Linked DNA regions of Homo sapiens: region 2 is linked to region 1. Evidence: chromatin loops called from intact Hi-C (ENCODE). Cell type or tissue: OCI-LY7. All regions are shown on one strand.

Evidence for each region. Hi-C counts contacts between places; a loop is a spot of excess contacts. Peaks named below come from ENCODE experiments on the same cell type or tissue, not always from the same donor. Only the 100,000 strongest peaks of a DNase experiment are listed, where the experiment ranks them.
Region 2: a loop joins it to region 1, with 2.9 times the contacts of the local background. A loop is called at or near these places in 4 of 110 quality-filtered maps.

What each region holds. Positions count from the first base shown.
Region 1 is chr2:197,704,519-197,712,518 of GRCh38, reverse strand. It overlaps MARS2 (methionyl-tRNA synthetase 2, mitochondrial), which reads right to left and starts at 7,150. Exons shown (of 1, transcript NM_138395.4): 1 at 4,124-7,150. The coding sequence starts at 7,113. The coding sequence ends at 5,332. RefSeq lists enhancers at 6,747-6,866, 6,907-6,956 and a silencer at 7,097-7,336. In OCI-LY7, CTCF peaks have their summits at 4,515 and 4,717 (motif pointing left); DNase peaks (open chromatin) are centred at 4,738, 5,958, 6,598, 7,178 and 2 weaker places; H3K4me3 peaks cover 5,240 bases; H3K27ac peaks cover 1,436 bases.
Region 2 is chr2:197,385,645-197,393,644 of GRCh38, reverse strand. It overlaps SF3B1 (splicing factor 3b subunit 1), which reads left to right. Exons shown (of 25, transcript NM_012433.4): 24 at 457-673; 25 at 1,184-3,861. The coding sequence ends at 1,342. Among named protein-coding and RNA genes, the nearest start is that of SF3B1, 45 kb to the left of the region's middle. In OCI-LY7, a CTCF peak has its summit at 3,754; no DNase peak of the experiment used is centred here.

The sequences.
Region 1 (8,000 bases):
ACTACATATATTGCTTTTTAAATTTAATTTTGAATAGTTTTGTCTTTTGACAGAAGACTCATGAAGTTTTATTTTATTACAATTACTGACATATTTGTATTTATTTCTGCCATTTTATTTTGGGCTTTCTATTTACAATATTTTTCCTTTTTCTTTGCCTCTTTTTTCTCCTACCTGTCTTCTATTGCATTGTTCCTTCCTGGCTTCTGTTGGATTGTTTTCTTTCACTTCTCTTTTCATCTGGCTTGAAAGAAATACATTCCATTTGTATTATTTTGTGATTAATCTAAGATGTATACCATGTTTATTAACTTTATATTTTTAATATCTATAGCTTTTTAACCAATAGAAGCTTCTAGACTGGTTTCAAAGGAAGCCAAACTACTGAAGCTATTTTATTTAATGTGTTCCAAAAATATACAATCAGGAAAAAATGTGTAATTGGTCATATTTTTATGGAATGTATTAAAAGAATAATATGATGATACCAACCTATAACAATCATTATCTAGTTTTTGAAGCTTCATCATCATGTTAAATCCCATAAACAATTGATTCTCAACTAATGAGGGTACATGTACAAGGCATGGCCTTAATAGCAGTAGCACAGAGGTGTTAGTACCATTTCTCCCACATCATAATCTAAGAAAGGCATCCTCCATTTCCATAGTTATTCCTGGGTCTGTCCCTTCAGCTTACCCAGTGAGTCAGGCCCTCTGCAGATGTTTCATCCAGAAGTGACTCAAGGGCAGGGCTCATCCCTCCTTGGAGCTATAATTTTCTTCTTGCAGATGGCACACTTGGTTTCCTGAAACATCTTGAACATCTCACACCATCCTGTTCTTAAGTGAGGAGCAGTGGACTTTAAAATCCATGGTGAGTAAACTGTGCCATTAGCTAAGGGGGTACAATTCAGCTCAAGGCCAAGGATGAAACATATGTACTATGCCTTGCTTACCTTGGTGAACATCCAAGTATGGCTGAACCTCCCAAGTGGTACTCATCAGAAGAGGCATGGTAGAGGATATATTATTTCTAGTTGTCGGGGCCATAGGAAGATCCTGTTGGTGTGTAGTTCCTTCTAGTTCCCTTCCCTCATCATGAAAAGTGGAAACTAATGTGATACAATCCTAAACAAACTATTTAAATATGGCCAACTGTTTCCTGCTAGGTAGTTCCTTTAATTCAGAGGATCTATTCTGGGTAACCCAAGACTACCTACTAAAGAGAAGCAGCTAATTTCACCTCTAAATTGGTTAGTCCCTTCCCCTCTGCTCAAAGTAGTTATTGGTGACATAGGAAGGAAGTTTAACCAGGGCTTCTCCTGTCCTGTCTCCAGAAAGAATAAGATACTCTTCCTAAAAGGTTAAAATTCCCATTAACCTTAATTAACTTGGTTGTTAACTGTTGTTAACCTCCAAATTTGGTGTGTTCCTCTTGATAAGAGTTAACTAATCCTCTCCAAACTTCCTGCAAGAGGAAGGGGCAGGGTGAGTTTTGTTGTGCTGAAATAACATATATTATACTATCTTAGTTTTCCAAGAGACTCAAGGGCTTTCTTCTAGAATCTATCAATATGTCTACATATTGACAATAATATGTATAATATTACACATATTATTATACATATAATACATATTATATTATATGTATTATATATATACATATTATATTATATATGTATCATATAATACATATTATTATTATACATATAATAATATGTATAATAATAATAATAATCTGTCAATAATCTGTCAATATGTCTACACCCTTTTAGGTCCATTGATATTCACTTTCTGACAAAAGACAAGGCAAGGACCCACCAGCACTCCAGGTCTCACTTCATGATGATGTCATCCTCATTGAGGGCTCACAACCTGACCAACTACTGGTTTCACTTCAGTTTTGACATTTCCCAGAGCTAAAGAGCTAACCTAAGTCCCAATCACAGGTACAACCACCTTGGGGGGTGGGGGGAAGGGGGAAGACCAGTGTCCCAGGGCCCATGTTCCAGCCTAGGCCCTTCTTAAGTACTCTGACATCAACTTCATATTCAATTTATTGGGCTCTTCATAGACCCTACAAAGTCCACAGATTCTTAAGAGAAATAATGAGGTCTACATGCAGAATAAACTGAGGTTTCAATAAAATCAGAGATTATATCTATTTCTTATGCTCCTTCTTATAGCCATAGGTCTTCTGTCTAATCTATGAGTTCACTTGTGAAACAGCCCTCCAGTATATAATGGGGCAACTTAAAATGTGCATTGCCCACTTCTCACATGACTTCACAGAGAGGATTATAGTCTGCTGAGTGAGTTGACGTCTTTTTATTACTCTCCTAATGTGACATCCATGAATACCTGATCTAGGCAGTGGTCTTTCACCTCCTGCAACGCTGCTTCCAGGAACACACCAAAATGAATATTTGAGGACTTCAAGGATAGTATTTGGAAGACAGTTACTTTCTGGCGAAGGAATCCAGAAAATGCCAGATAAAAGTATTAACAGTGCTAGAGTAGGGAATTCTACAAGTGTATCATTTTCTACCAGAAGTGGTTAGGATGCCCCCTCTTGGAAGTACATCCCCTTCAGTTTTCACGTATTCTCCATTTGCTATTCTTAAACTTCTGGACCAACTCAAACACATCACTAATTATTCAAAGAATATTTGCTGTATCTATTGTGCCTCCTATAGAGAATCCAACTGGTTCATCTTCAGGATCACCGCAGAAGTCAGATCCAACTTACCACACATTCCTCCATTTAAAATACCCTGTCTTTGGAAAGTCAGGCCTCTGCACCAAAGCTAAGCCATCATATCCCCTGTGACCTGCACGTACACATCCAGATGGTCGGTTCCTGCCTTAACTGATGACATTCCACCACAAAAGAAGTGAAAATGGGCTGTTCCTGCCTTAACTGATGATATTACCTTGTGAAATTCCTTTTCCTGGCTCATCCTGGTTCAAAAGCTCCCCCACTGAGCACCTTGTGACCCCCACCCCTGCCCGCCAGAGAACCCCCTTTGACTGTAATTTTCCTTTACCTACCCAAATCCTATAAAACGGCCCCACCCCATCTCCCTTCGCTGACTCTCTTTTCCGACTCAGCCCGCCTGCACCCAGGTGATTAAAAAGCTTTATTGCTCACACAAAAATAAATAAATAAATAAATAAATAAATAAATAAATAAATAAACAAAATAAAATATCCTGTCTTTCTAATAATTACGCCCTGTCCTATCTGGTTCCCCTATGTTCTTGTGTCCTCCAGTATCACAAATATCCAGGTAGCCAGCTAAGTGCCTGCACAAATGACAGACTGCACTAAAAGAACTCCATTGACACCCTCCAGCAAGCAAAGGTCGATTGTATTGACCAGCACAAGGCTATAGGAAAGATCATTCAAGTAGAAGACACTGTCTCCATCCATGGTAGGAACTGTAACACTGCTATAAGAGCACTTCAGAGGCAGAGGTTATCATCTCACTGGTTTTCAAATATGTTTTCCTTCATCCACGTAAATACATATTATCTTTTTCCACTCTCTGCTCTATCCACCTGTAGGAGATATTACACTCCTACATCCTATGCCCCAGTAGTCTGTGCTAATAACCCCAGCAGTTAACTTGAACATGTCATGTGGAAAGCCCAGACTTATGAATAAGAAGGGTCTGAAGGGACATTTGTGGCAACAGTCCTTCCACCTTTAGAATACCTTCAAGCATTCTCTTCTAAGCAATATTCCAGCAACCAAAAATTCCTCATTTCGCTGATTAATAAACAGAAACTGGAACTGAATGGTGGCACCTAGAATAAATCCAGGGGAACTACCAGTACAATAGTTTAATTCATTGTGGGCCCTCTCTACTTGCTACCATACTTAGAATGTATATTCCAAGGCAAGTTCTCATTTTGAACTTTGGCCCAGCTGTCTAATCACCTATGAGACATAACTGGCTTACTATGTTGTAATCACTGTATAAATTGCTAACATCTTCTCTGTGATGTTCTCTTATGGAGCCTTAGAGAGATTCCTAAATCCAGTCTGAGATTCCTGAAGCATTGGTCAGTTCCTCCTTTCACCATCACCTTCAACGAATGCAACAGAACAGATCTGAATAAGGTACTTACGAACTTTTAAACTTTAATAACTTAAGTTAAAAGAGCAAAAGAAATAATCAGTTAAAATTACCTGAAAGTTGTGTATTAACATTTATAATAACTATTACACAATTTCTATATTGTATTAAAGATCCTGATTGACCAAAAGAAATCATGAGGTAAATTATGCACATGGATAACAAAATTAAGACTATAAGAAATATAAAGAAAACATTGCCCTTTTGAACTATTTACAAATTTTTAAATCATACCTGTAACCTAATGTTACTAAAGTTTAAAATTTTTAACATACCAAGTGCCTCAAGAGTTTTATAATTTATTATATAAACAACTTGATACATTTACTTATTCACTTATTAAACATTTAACAGAGTAAATGTCATTTTTCAGTAGTCTGAAAAAGAACGAGGATTCTGATAAGTTTGGGGGGGTTTTTTGCTTTCCATTAAAACAATAGTGGTTGCAAAGCTATCCCTTATTTTAAGAAAAGCAATAAAAATGTAAAGATCTGCAAAATTAGAAAGCAGAAAACTAATTTATTCTAAATATTCCGAATCCTCAATCTTTAGTAAGTAAATGTGTGAGATTAGAGCCATCTACCGGTTGAAGTGTGATGTTACACAACCCAACTGTTGGACTATTAACAAAGCAGGGAGACTTAGTTGTAGGAATTTAAATGGGGATACACATGGGCAAAAATCATCTGGTCTAGGACACTGGTTCAAGGGTTTAATAAAATACTCTCTTTTTATCAGGAAACCCAACATGTGTAACAAAGTAGGATCCCCCTGTAAAACCACCAGTAAGGGGCCTCCAACCCTGACCCTCAAAGAAAGGAGTCACTAATTAGCCTGAGAAGCAGAGGCCAGGCCAATGAAAAACCAGCCACGAGAGGTAGTTTGGGCAAATAACTGTGGTTTGGAAGGAGGCACAAAGAAGGAACAGCATTAGCAACACTGTCTCTTACCCATCTTTCCCCTGAAGACATCTTAGACACACAATGCACAAAGGACAGTGATCAATGGTCACAGAGAAATGAATAGGAGCAGGCACCTGAAAGGCTACAAACCTCTTTTCACAGGGACACAGCTTATGTGCTCATTTGATTCCACACTTAAGAAAATACTAGTATAACTTTCCTGAAAATAAAAAATAAAAAGATAACACATTTGCTTTTTTACCACAAGCCGGTAAGAACTGAGTTTCTAGGTCCGGTGGGCTTTCACCAGCCAAGTCCTGGACTGGTCTAGTCTTGGAAACAAAAGCCCAGTTTCAGGTCCCAGCCTCCTCCCTTCAAAAGGGCATGGATGTCCATAGAATCGAGGCAAGAAATAGAGCTCTCCAAGACTCCTCTCTGAGGCAGAGACCCCCAGCCTAGACAGCAGCTTGTCAGCTAGGCTTGGGGTGACAGGCTGCAGCAAAGTCCCAAAGACTCGCAAACATTCCAAGGCCACATGAAGCACAGTACCCAGCCAGGGAGCATCCACTGGGCTCTCCCAGTTCAGCTTCCATGGTGCATGCCTTTGGACAAAACCATTAGTTTGCCGGACACAGCTGGACACGGCCTCCAGAGCCTTATATATCCGAAAGTTATCATAGTGGTCTGCTACCTGCTTTGGCAAAGTGGCCACTGCGCTCACCAGAGCATAATCCTCTGCCTGAGCACGAACTGACGGCCCCACCAACCCTGGCTCACTAGGGAAGCAGGTAGTGCAGAAGGCTGGGTAGGTCTCAGAAGGATTTATTCTTTTGGCAGTGCATCGGTTCAAGAGACCTCCCAAGGCATCTGCCAGCTCGGAGTTCAGCAACTTAACCACCTTTTCATCATAGTAGTCACAGTCCCAGTTGGGGACGCCCTGCCGAAGGAGAAAGTAGCGGAAGCCATCCACGGTATAGCGGTTAAGGCAAGTCCTAGGATCCACCACGTTGCCCAAGCTCTTGGACATCTTTTGGCCACAGACTGTCCAGTGGGAATGGACACAGATGCGCTGTGGCGGGCTCATGCCGGCCCCTAACAGGAAGGCAGGCCAATAGATGGCATGGAATTTGAGAATGTCCTTACCTATGATATGAGAGGTGGCCGGCCACCAAGATTTGAACTCAGCATTTGGGTAGCCAATTACAGTGAGGTAGTTGACCAGGGCATCCAGCCATACATAGATGGTCTGCGAATCATCCCCGGGCACCGGAATGCCCCAGTGCAAGTGGCTACTTCTGCGAGACACGGACAGGTCGGGCAGCTCCTCGTCCAGCCACTGAAGAACTACGTGATGAAATGGTTCGGGGGTGATCGCCTGAGGGTTGCCCCGCAGCCACCGCTGGAGTGGCTTCCGGAACTGGGAAAGCCTGAAAATGTAGTTTTCTTCCTTGGTCCAGGAGACTGGATGCCCGCTCTCGAGAGATACAGGAAACGAATCCCCCGATGGGCCCGGCTGCTGGGTGACCTTGGCCTCAGGCAGGAAGCACTCGTCGGAAGCGCAATACCAACCTTCATAGACGCCCTTGTAGAGCAGACCGCGGGACTTAAGCACCCCCCAGAAGTGCTGCACAGCCACCCGGTGCCGGGCCTCCGTGGTGCGGATGAAATCTGTGCAGGAGATACCGGCCTCCTGGAAAAGCTGCTGGAACTGCTCAGAGACTCGGTCGCACAGCTCGGTCGGGGCCAGGCCCGCGGTAGCTGCTGCCTGCTGAATCTTCAGCCCGTGCTCGTCGGTACCAGTGGAGAATCGCGTGGCGGCCGTGCTGGGACCTCGGAGGCGACGGTGGCGGCATAGGGCGTCCGCCAGTAGTGCCGAGTACAGGTGCCCGATGTGCGGCGCCGCGTTCACGTAGAAAATGGGTGTAGTGAAGTAGGCGCGCACATCACAAGCATCATCGCCGGCACTGAGGGAGCCCGAACTGTAGTAGCGTGGGCCGAAGTCCTCCAGGAGAGACAGCCTACTAGCCCCCGTGCGTCCTAGCAGGCGGAGGACGGACGTTCGCAGCATGGTGCAGACCGGCCGCAAGCGGAGGAGGCGGCGTTCTGACAGCACGTGTGAGAGGCGCATGCGCAGCCGGGTCGCGCCGCAGCTTCCGGCCGGAAAGCCAATGAAACGCGGCCCCGAGCGCCGGCCCTCACCGCCCTCCCCGCCCGGCCCCGCCCCGCCCGCGCCTGCGCCGTCCGCACGCCGAAAGCCGCGGCGCCAGAGGCCGCCAATGGACGGCGGCTTGCCAGAAAAACAGCTCAGAGTTGCCGGGTTTAGGAGAGGCTATGAAAGAAGACGAACCTCTTTGCCTTCGTATAACATACTGTGTTTCCTGCTTTGGATTGTAATTTTATATTTATGAATCTGTTTCCCCCTCTAGGCTGAGCTGCTTGTAGGCAAGAGTTTTATATTCAGCCGTTTGTCTAAACCCCGTCCGTGGCTGGCATACTGCAAGACAGAGTATTGCTCTGCACATGCCCTGTCGATATCTAAAATGTCACCTAAATTTTATCTCAGAGCCTAAATCAATCTGTAAGGGAGGGAGAGAGAAAAAAGATGAAAAATCATTACCTACAGCATTTTGAGAGAAGGATAAGAACTGAGAATGGAAGAGAAGTCTTTAAACAGTTTTTGTTGAATCAACAAAAGTAGATTTGTGATCTGCCAAGTTCTTGCCAAAGTTTATTGAGATCCAGGAAAGTAGAGTGCAATATGCTGTCACTGTGCATATAAAGAATAATTTTCAAATTTATTTCTCAAAAAGTTAATTTTTTTAATGGTCTTGAAGTTCTTTTAAAATAGTGTTTCTCAAGTTTGCTTTTAGTAATGGAACCTTAGAATTTTTTTTAGGGGAGGAAACCTCAGGAGCCCAGAATTGAATTAATGTTAATCCCTAGTTCATAACACAC
Region 2 (8,000 bases), 320 kb after region 1:
CCTGTCTCTACTAAAAATACAAAAATTAGGCAGGCGTGGTGGCACACACCTGTAATTCCAGCTACTCAGGAGGCTGAGGCAGGCGAATTGCTTGAACCTGGGAGGCAGAGGTTGCAGTGAGCCAAGATCACACCACTGCACTCCAGTCTGGGTGACAGAGTAAGACTCCGTCTCAAAAAAAAAAAAAAAGTTAATTAGAAAATATGGCTTAATTGTTGAGCCATAGTGAATCTTGAGTAATTAAAGCAAAAGTCCTCAAGTGGAAGCTATTCTAAAGGATATATTAGATATATGAAATGTTAGATGACTTCACATCTATTCAGTGCACTGAATTAGTAATTTAGTTTCTAATGGGCCGGTGAATATTTCCTGTAAAACTAAGACTGTATCTTTAAGGATTTTTCCCCCTTTCTTATAAGACCGCATCTTAAAGGACTTTTTTCCCTTCCGTTGTAGAGACCTTGTACACAGACAGACGGCTAGTGCAGTGGTACAGCACATGTCACTTGGGGTTTATGGATTTGGTTGTGAAGATTCGCTGAATCACTTGTTGAACTATGTATGGCCCAATGTATTTGAGACATCTCCTCATGTAATTCAGGCAGTTATGGGAGCCCTAGAGGGCCTGAGAGTTGCTATTGGACCATGTAGAATGTTGCAATATTGTTTACAGGTAAGTTAAAGATTTTTTTTTTAATCGGTGATTTTTTTTTTTTAAATAATACTTTAAGTTCTGGGATACTTGTGCTGAACGTGCAGGTTTGTTACATAGGTATATATGTGCCATGGTGGTTTGCTGCACCTATCAACCTGTCATCTAGGTTTTAAGCCCTGCATGCATTAGGTATTTGTCCTAATGCTCTCCCTCCCCTTTCCCCCCACTGCCTGTAAGTTAAAGATTTTTAAAAGATTACTTAGCAAGAAAAGTAGTGTATTGAATTAAGTTACTTTTCCTGATTATCATTAGGGTATATTGTGCCATATGGTAGAACAATTGTGTGGTGACAGGGGAGTGAGTTTTGTCTCTTCCATTGCAGCTTAAGAGCAGTGTAATTAGTAGGTTCCCCCCCCCCCAACTCCCCAAGGGAAATAATTTTGAATCATATCTTTATGTTTTCTTAATTTTGTTAAGGTTATGTATGTTCTTAAAAATTGAAATAATGTAACCGTTCAATTATTTTAGGGTCTGTTTCACCCAGCCCGGAAAGTCAGAGATGTATATTGGAAAATTTACAACTCCATCTACATTGGTTCCCAGGACGCTCTCATAGCACATTACCCAAGAATCTACAACGATGATAAGAACACCTATATTCGTTATGAACTTGACTATATCTTATAATTTTATTGTTTATTTTGTGTTTAATGCACAGCTACTTCACACCTTAAACTTGCTTTGATTTGGTGATGTAAACTTTTAAACATTGCAGATCAGTGTAGAACTGGTCATAGAGGAAGAGCTAGAAATCCAGTAGCATGATTTTTAAATAACCTGTCTTTGTTTTTGATGTTAAACAGTAAATGCCAGTAGTGACCAAGAACACAGTGATTATATACACTATACTGGAGGGATTTCATTTTTAATTCATCTTTATGAAGATTTAGAACTCATTCCTTGTGTTTAAAGGGAATGTTTAATTGAGAAATAAACATTTGTGTACAAAATGCTAATTTGTGTGTGTTTTTTGAACATGACTTGTAAAATGCGGAACTTTGATAAAGTATTGGTTTATGTGGAATAAGTGGCTTAATTTCATTTTCTGTCACATGGTTTATAGAAAGTAGTTAGCTGAATAAAAACTATATAAAGTGATGGCATCTTTGTCAAAATTCCATTGTTGTGTTAATAATGACAGCAAGAAGAGTAGCCTCAGGGGATGTTCCCCTCAAACTAGCACAACCATTCCATCATCGTAGAAAAGTAGCACTTTTGCTAAACTGTCTTGAATATTTTGTACTTACATAGCGCCTTTCATCTCTTGATTTCTCAAAATGCTTTATGAACACATTTAAAGAAAGTGGTTTAAGTCTTGTCCAACACTTGACAGGTCTGCTGTGTTTAGCAAGTGAGGAATTTAACTTTACTTCAAAACTGCTTTCTGCCTATTAGGAGTGAGGATACCTAAGTAATGCTGATAGAACAGGACAATGTTGGGCTTTTCTCCATGTTATAAGCCACTACTCAGCAATGCATCAGTAAATACCTATTCACCCACTGTATGCCAGCCACTGTGCTTATATGCAGGGGATGCAAAGGTGCATGAGACCTGCCCTCTACCTTTAAGAACAGTATAATGGAGAAGGGGAGACAAACCTTGTGACAGATTCCTTATGTACTGTGATAATACACAGTGGCAGCAGCTAAAATGTCTAGGTTTGCTTAGCTTTGTATTCAGTAATAATAAGTTGATCTAAGAGTTCAGCATAAACTGAATGAAATGCCATTTAATGGTAGAGGAACCAAGCATTAAGGCAGTACTACACTTAATTTTTTAAGCAAATATGTAAAGTATATTTTCAAACTTTTCTAATGTTATGGCCCCAAATTTCTTAGTTTTGGCCTTTTTACTACCTATACTATTTTTACTGTTTTGTTTTGTCTCCATGTGGTAGTACTTCTGTGAACTCTAAAGGGAAAAAAAATTCTGCAAGCAGCATTAGTATATAACTACTACTGTAAGTAAAACTGCCTATTGACACTTTAGGAGTTCCTGCTTCAGAAGCTTAGTTAAGAAACAGCTTGTGGCCGGGTGTGGTGGCTCATGCCTGTAATCCCAGCACTTTGGGAGGCTGAGGCGGGCGGATCACGAGGTCAGGAGATCGAGACCATCCTGGCTAACGCGGTGAAGTCCCGTCTACTAAAAATACAAAAATTAGCCAGGCGTGGTGGCGGGCGCCTGTAGTCCCAGCTACTAGGGAGGCTGAGGCAGGAGAATGGCTTGAACCCGGGAGGCGGAGCTTGCAGTGAGCCGAGATAGCGCTGCTACACTCCAGCCTGGGCGACAGAGACTCCGTCTCAAAAAAAAAAAAAAAATTGACTTTCAACAAATTGATAGTGAGCATTAAGGGTTTCCAAGTTGGATTTGTAACTCCTCATCATTCCTTGTATGACAACTTTCTGAATATATGTCACTATGTAGTAAAATTAAACACTCCAAACTCATCTTTCTGTTGTTAGAAGTTTTCAGCGGTACTTCCATGCAACTTTAAATCTCACTGCTCTCTATGGTTGATGTCAAATGACCTTCAGTAATGACTGAGAATTGAATACAAATAGATTACAAAGCCAAAATTTGATGTTAAATGACTCAGGAAATTTTAGTTGTATTTTCAATTCAAGTACTTAGTAGCCTACGTTTGCTTGGCCTCTGGTTCTTTATGGAAAATAGGCTTTGTAGTGGCATTGTGGAGCAAAGGAGACTGTTACACCTTAATTAACTTTTTTTACTGATGCAAATAATTTGAGGATAGAGAGGAGGGAAGTAGTGAAAGCTATGACCTAAAACATTGGGACCAAATAGAGGCTCACAGATATTTGGATTATTTTATGTGCTTATTATTAAATAAGGAAAGCATTTTGTGATATGTGGAAGACGCTATGTGAAGTTTTACCTATCTTCTCAAAGACCTTTTCTTTTGTATTTTCTTTTGGTGTTTCTTAAAGCCAAACAAAGAAATGTTCTTAAGGAGACAGGGTGGGTTTTTCTGTGGGCCTTTGTTGGTTTTTCTGTGGGCCATCGCCCTCTAATGGAATTGATCTCTGGCTGTTTGATTTTTTTCATATTGTATTTTTAAAATTTGTTGTACAGTGCCCTGTGAGCACCAAGTACCACTAGATGAATAAAACGTATTATATCTAAAGTCTTAGTAGACCAATTTTTAATCTTAGTTGACTCTGTATTGTTATCACACTGCACTCTGTTGTGGTTGTGCCATTTTTGCAAAATTGAGCTCTTTCGGTTGTTTTCGAAATAAGGGAACTTAGTGTTGAAAAACCAGAGAACTTTTTCTTTAATAAGAAACTAAAAAAGTTGCAGCCACATAGGTTCAGTTTGGCTCTTTGGTTTCCAGTGGCTCTCAAATCCCCTAAGGTTAAAAGAAAACACTACAGCTACCCTAGGGTTTCTCAACCTTGGCATTATTGACATCTTGAATCAAATAATTCATTATTGTGGGGGTGCTGTCCTGTGCCTTGCAGAATCTTGAGCAGTGTTCCTGACCTCTACCTATTGAGATGCCAGCAGCACACCCCCATCCCAGTGTAATAACCAAAAATGCCTCCAGACATTGTCTCATGTCCCTTGGAGAGCAAAATCTCCCTAGGGTGAGAACCACTGAGACCATTGTTTAAGCAGGACTTACATGTTTAATAAAATTAAAGCATGATATATAAAGCATTTGATTTTAGGCAGCAGTTGTCTAGGAAGTAACTAGAAATACAACTTAGCAAATACTTAAATGTCTACCTTGGGGTAAAGCTCCGCATAAGTCCTGGGGAGAGTAAGCTGTGAAAATGTGTAAGATGACCCCGCACTGATCCTCAGAGCATCTTGTGACAGTTGGGAGCCATGTTGGCAGCTCGGGCAGGAGTGCTGGAGGTGGCTTGGTGCTCCACTTGGGATGCTGGTCTTCAAGCATTGTGTTCTCACCTGTGAGCTGGCGATAGGTGGGTTATATGGTACGGCTGGAAGAGGAGGGCAGGCAGGGCACAGAAACCCCTTCCTCCCCTTTTAAAAAATTTGGATAGGAAGCCATGGAGGGAATTTAATGTGACTTGATAGAGAATTTAGGTTTGCAAGGCAGTCAAGATTTGTAGGCAGGAGGGAATAAGTAAGTAAACCAGAGTGAGTGTAGTCAGTGACATCTCTAGTGTTCTTGCTAGAATAACTAAGTTTTAAAATTTATTTTGTGGATTCTAAAAAGATTTTGAAAGGACATGCTTGGGCCTTGGACAGTTACTTTTTTATAGCCTGGCTGATTAATGAAGTTCTGGAAGGAAATTTTAACATGTTAGCTGAGAGGCTGGCGAGGGGATTTAATCTAAATAGGTTTGTGCTAGGAAAAAACTTGTAAATAGAAGAAATTGTTTCTATAACTGCCCAAACTTTGAAAAAAGTTGAAAGACTATTAAATGAGCAACTGTATATTTTCCACTTAAATTCAACAATTAAAATTTTGCTATTTTGCTTTTGTGTATTTATTTTAAATAGTGAATTTCTTGAGACAATTTTCAAGCAGTATTGCTGAAGAGAAGTTTGGACTAGATAAAATAGAGGAGGAAGCTAATGAGCTAAACAAAGTGGGCGACTGCTTGAATGAATGAATAATGAGGCAGAGAAGTGTGGAAATCAAGCACAGATGGAAGGGTTTTCCTGAAGAGGAGGAGCAGCATCTTTCCCTGAGTACATAAGGAAAAAGATATGGTGGGTTATAGGCATGAAAAGTTCATCTATGGCATGTCAGAATTTCAAAACAGTTTTCTTGGTGCTTTAGAAACAAGTAGACATAGTGAGGAAAATGAGACTTGTGTAAAAAATTCATGCAAAAAAGCTGGTGAAGTTTAACACTCAGACACTCTGGTGTCTATAGTATGTATAATGTGTAATGTGTAAACCGATGCTTTACATAGTTTTGATCACAGAAGCAGAATATAATTTATACATTTGGGAAGAAAAGCACTTAGCACCAAGATGATCACCAAGGAAGAACTGTTCACATGCCACATATCTAGGCCATTGTTACTCAAGCGTGGTCTGGAGATTGGCATCAATGTCACATGGGGATTTTAGAAACATGCTTGTAGGCTCCATCCGGAACCTGAATAAGAAGCTGCATCTTTGGGCTGGGCTTGGTGGCTTCGCCTGTAATCCCAGCACTTTGAGAGGGTGAGGCAGGCGGATGACCTGAGGTCAGGAGTTAAAGACCTGCCTGACCAACATGGAGAAACCCCATTTCTACTAAAAATACAAAATTAGCCGGGTGTGGTGGTGCATGCCTGTAATCCCAGCTACTCGGGAGGCTGAGGCTGGAGAATTGCTTGAACCCGGGAGGCGGAGGTTGTGGTGAGCCGAGATCGCGCCATTGCGCTCCAGCCTGTGTAACGGATGAAACTCCGTCTCAAAAAAAAAAAAAAACCCAAAAAACTGCATTTTTATAAGATACCCAAGTGATTCATATGCCATTGAAATTGAGAAGCACTAGACTGGGACACCACTCCATTCTCAATGTGGCAATAACACAGTAAAAAAACAATTGAAGTGCCTATTTGGGTGTGGAAGCAAGTGGGCCTTAGACACAGCCAAGAGGTTATCAAAACACTTCCAGGAAGGTACTTTGCTGGAACCTGGGTGAAATTAAAAGAGAGGGTGCAGGAAGCCTTTTTTATTTTAATAAAATCCATTGCTTTTTCCAATAAAGCAGGTCAGCGTAATGTAGTTAATAAACCTCATAGGTGTATCTCCGTATTGCTTCTGCTGCTTACTAGTTGACTGACATTGGTTGTTGGAGAGGCTTGGAATGGAAAAGGAGAGCTCACTGTCTTGACACTGGTATGAGGTCACCTGGGGGAGCCAGGTAGCCTTTGGGAATCCTGGCTCTGCCCTTACTGTGCCCTGACAGAAGAGTGGAACAGGAAGGCAACACAGTATAGGTTTAGGAGTTGGCTCTGCAGTTAGTCCTGGATTTGTAACCTGGCTATGCCACTAACTGGTGATGTGACCTTGGGCAAGTTTTTTAACCTTTCTATCCTTCAGCTTTTTAATTTGTAAAATGGGGATAATAATAGTACCTACCTCAGTAGGTGGTGGTCCTTGTAAAGATTAGCTAAAATAATGTATATAAAGCAAAGTGCCTAAGCACAGCACTTAATAAATGTAATGGCTGCTGCTGTTGATATAGTTATTTTACTATTATTATAGAGATGGGATCTCACTATATTGCCCAGGCTTGTCTCAAACTCCTAGGTTCAAGCAAATCCTCCTACCTTGGCCTCCCAAAGTGCTGGGATTCGCAAGTGTGAGCCATCACTCCTGGCCTGTTATCATGAGGGAAAAGACCTCTGTTATTGCTGACATTAGAAGGGATGGAGATTGGCAGGTGGCTTGAGGAGCAAGCACTTTGGAAATAACTCTTGAGGAAATAGAAGGCACTCATCAGGGATGTTTAGATTGTCTGGGAATCCCAAGGGATTGCAAGGTATTCTTTAGTATTGCTCAACAGTCCAGCTGGCTAGAGAAGGTATTTGGTTGGACTGATCTGCAGGTGCAGCAGAAGGAAAGAGAGAATTAGGGGATTGGTGTGAGTTCACTTGAAGACTTAAAAGCATAGATTTGGGCCGGGCATGGTGGCTTACACCTGTATTCCCAGCACTTTGGGAAGCCAAGGTGGGTGGATCATTTGAGATTAGGAGTTTAAGACCAGCCTGACCAACATGGTGAAACCCTGTCTCTACTAAAAAGGCAAAAAAATTAGCTGGGCATGGTGGCGCACGCCTGTAGTCCCAGCTAATCGGGAGTCTGAGGCAAGAGAATCACTTGAACTCGGGAGGCAGAGGCTGCAGTGAGCCAAGATGACGCCACTGCACTCCAGCCTGGGTGACAGAGCAAGACTCCGTCTCAAAAAAAAAGTATAGATTTGCTCTTTAAATCTTCAAATCATTTTAGATGGAACTAGTGTCATTCAGTGGTTAGAAGCACCTGAGAAGCACATCCCTCAAGTTTTATTTCTCTGGGAATAGTGACATGATTCTACCCCGAATGCTAAACAAATGAGATATATAGTTCAATACATTTTCATTTTCTAATGGGGATTTTTACATTTTTTTCTTTAATTAATTTATTTGAGACAGTGTCTTGCTGTGTCGTCCAGGCTGGGGCACAATGGCATAATCTAAGCTCACTGTAACCTCTGCTTCCTAGGTTCAAGCGATCCTCCCACCTCAGCCTCTAAAGTAGCTGGGACTACAGGTGCATGCCACCACACCAGGCTAAGTTTTGTATTTT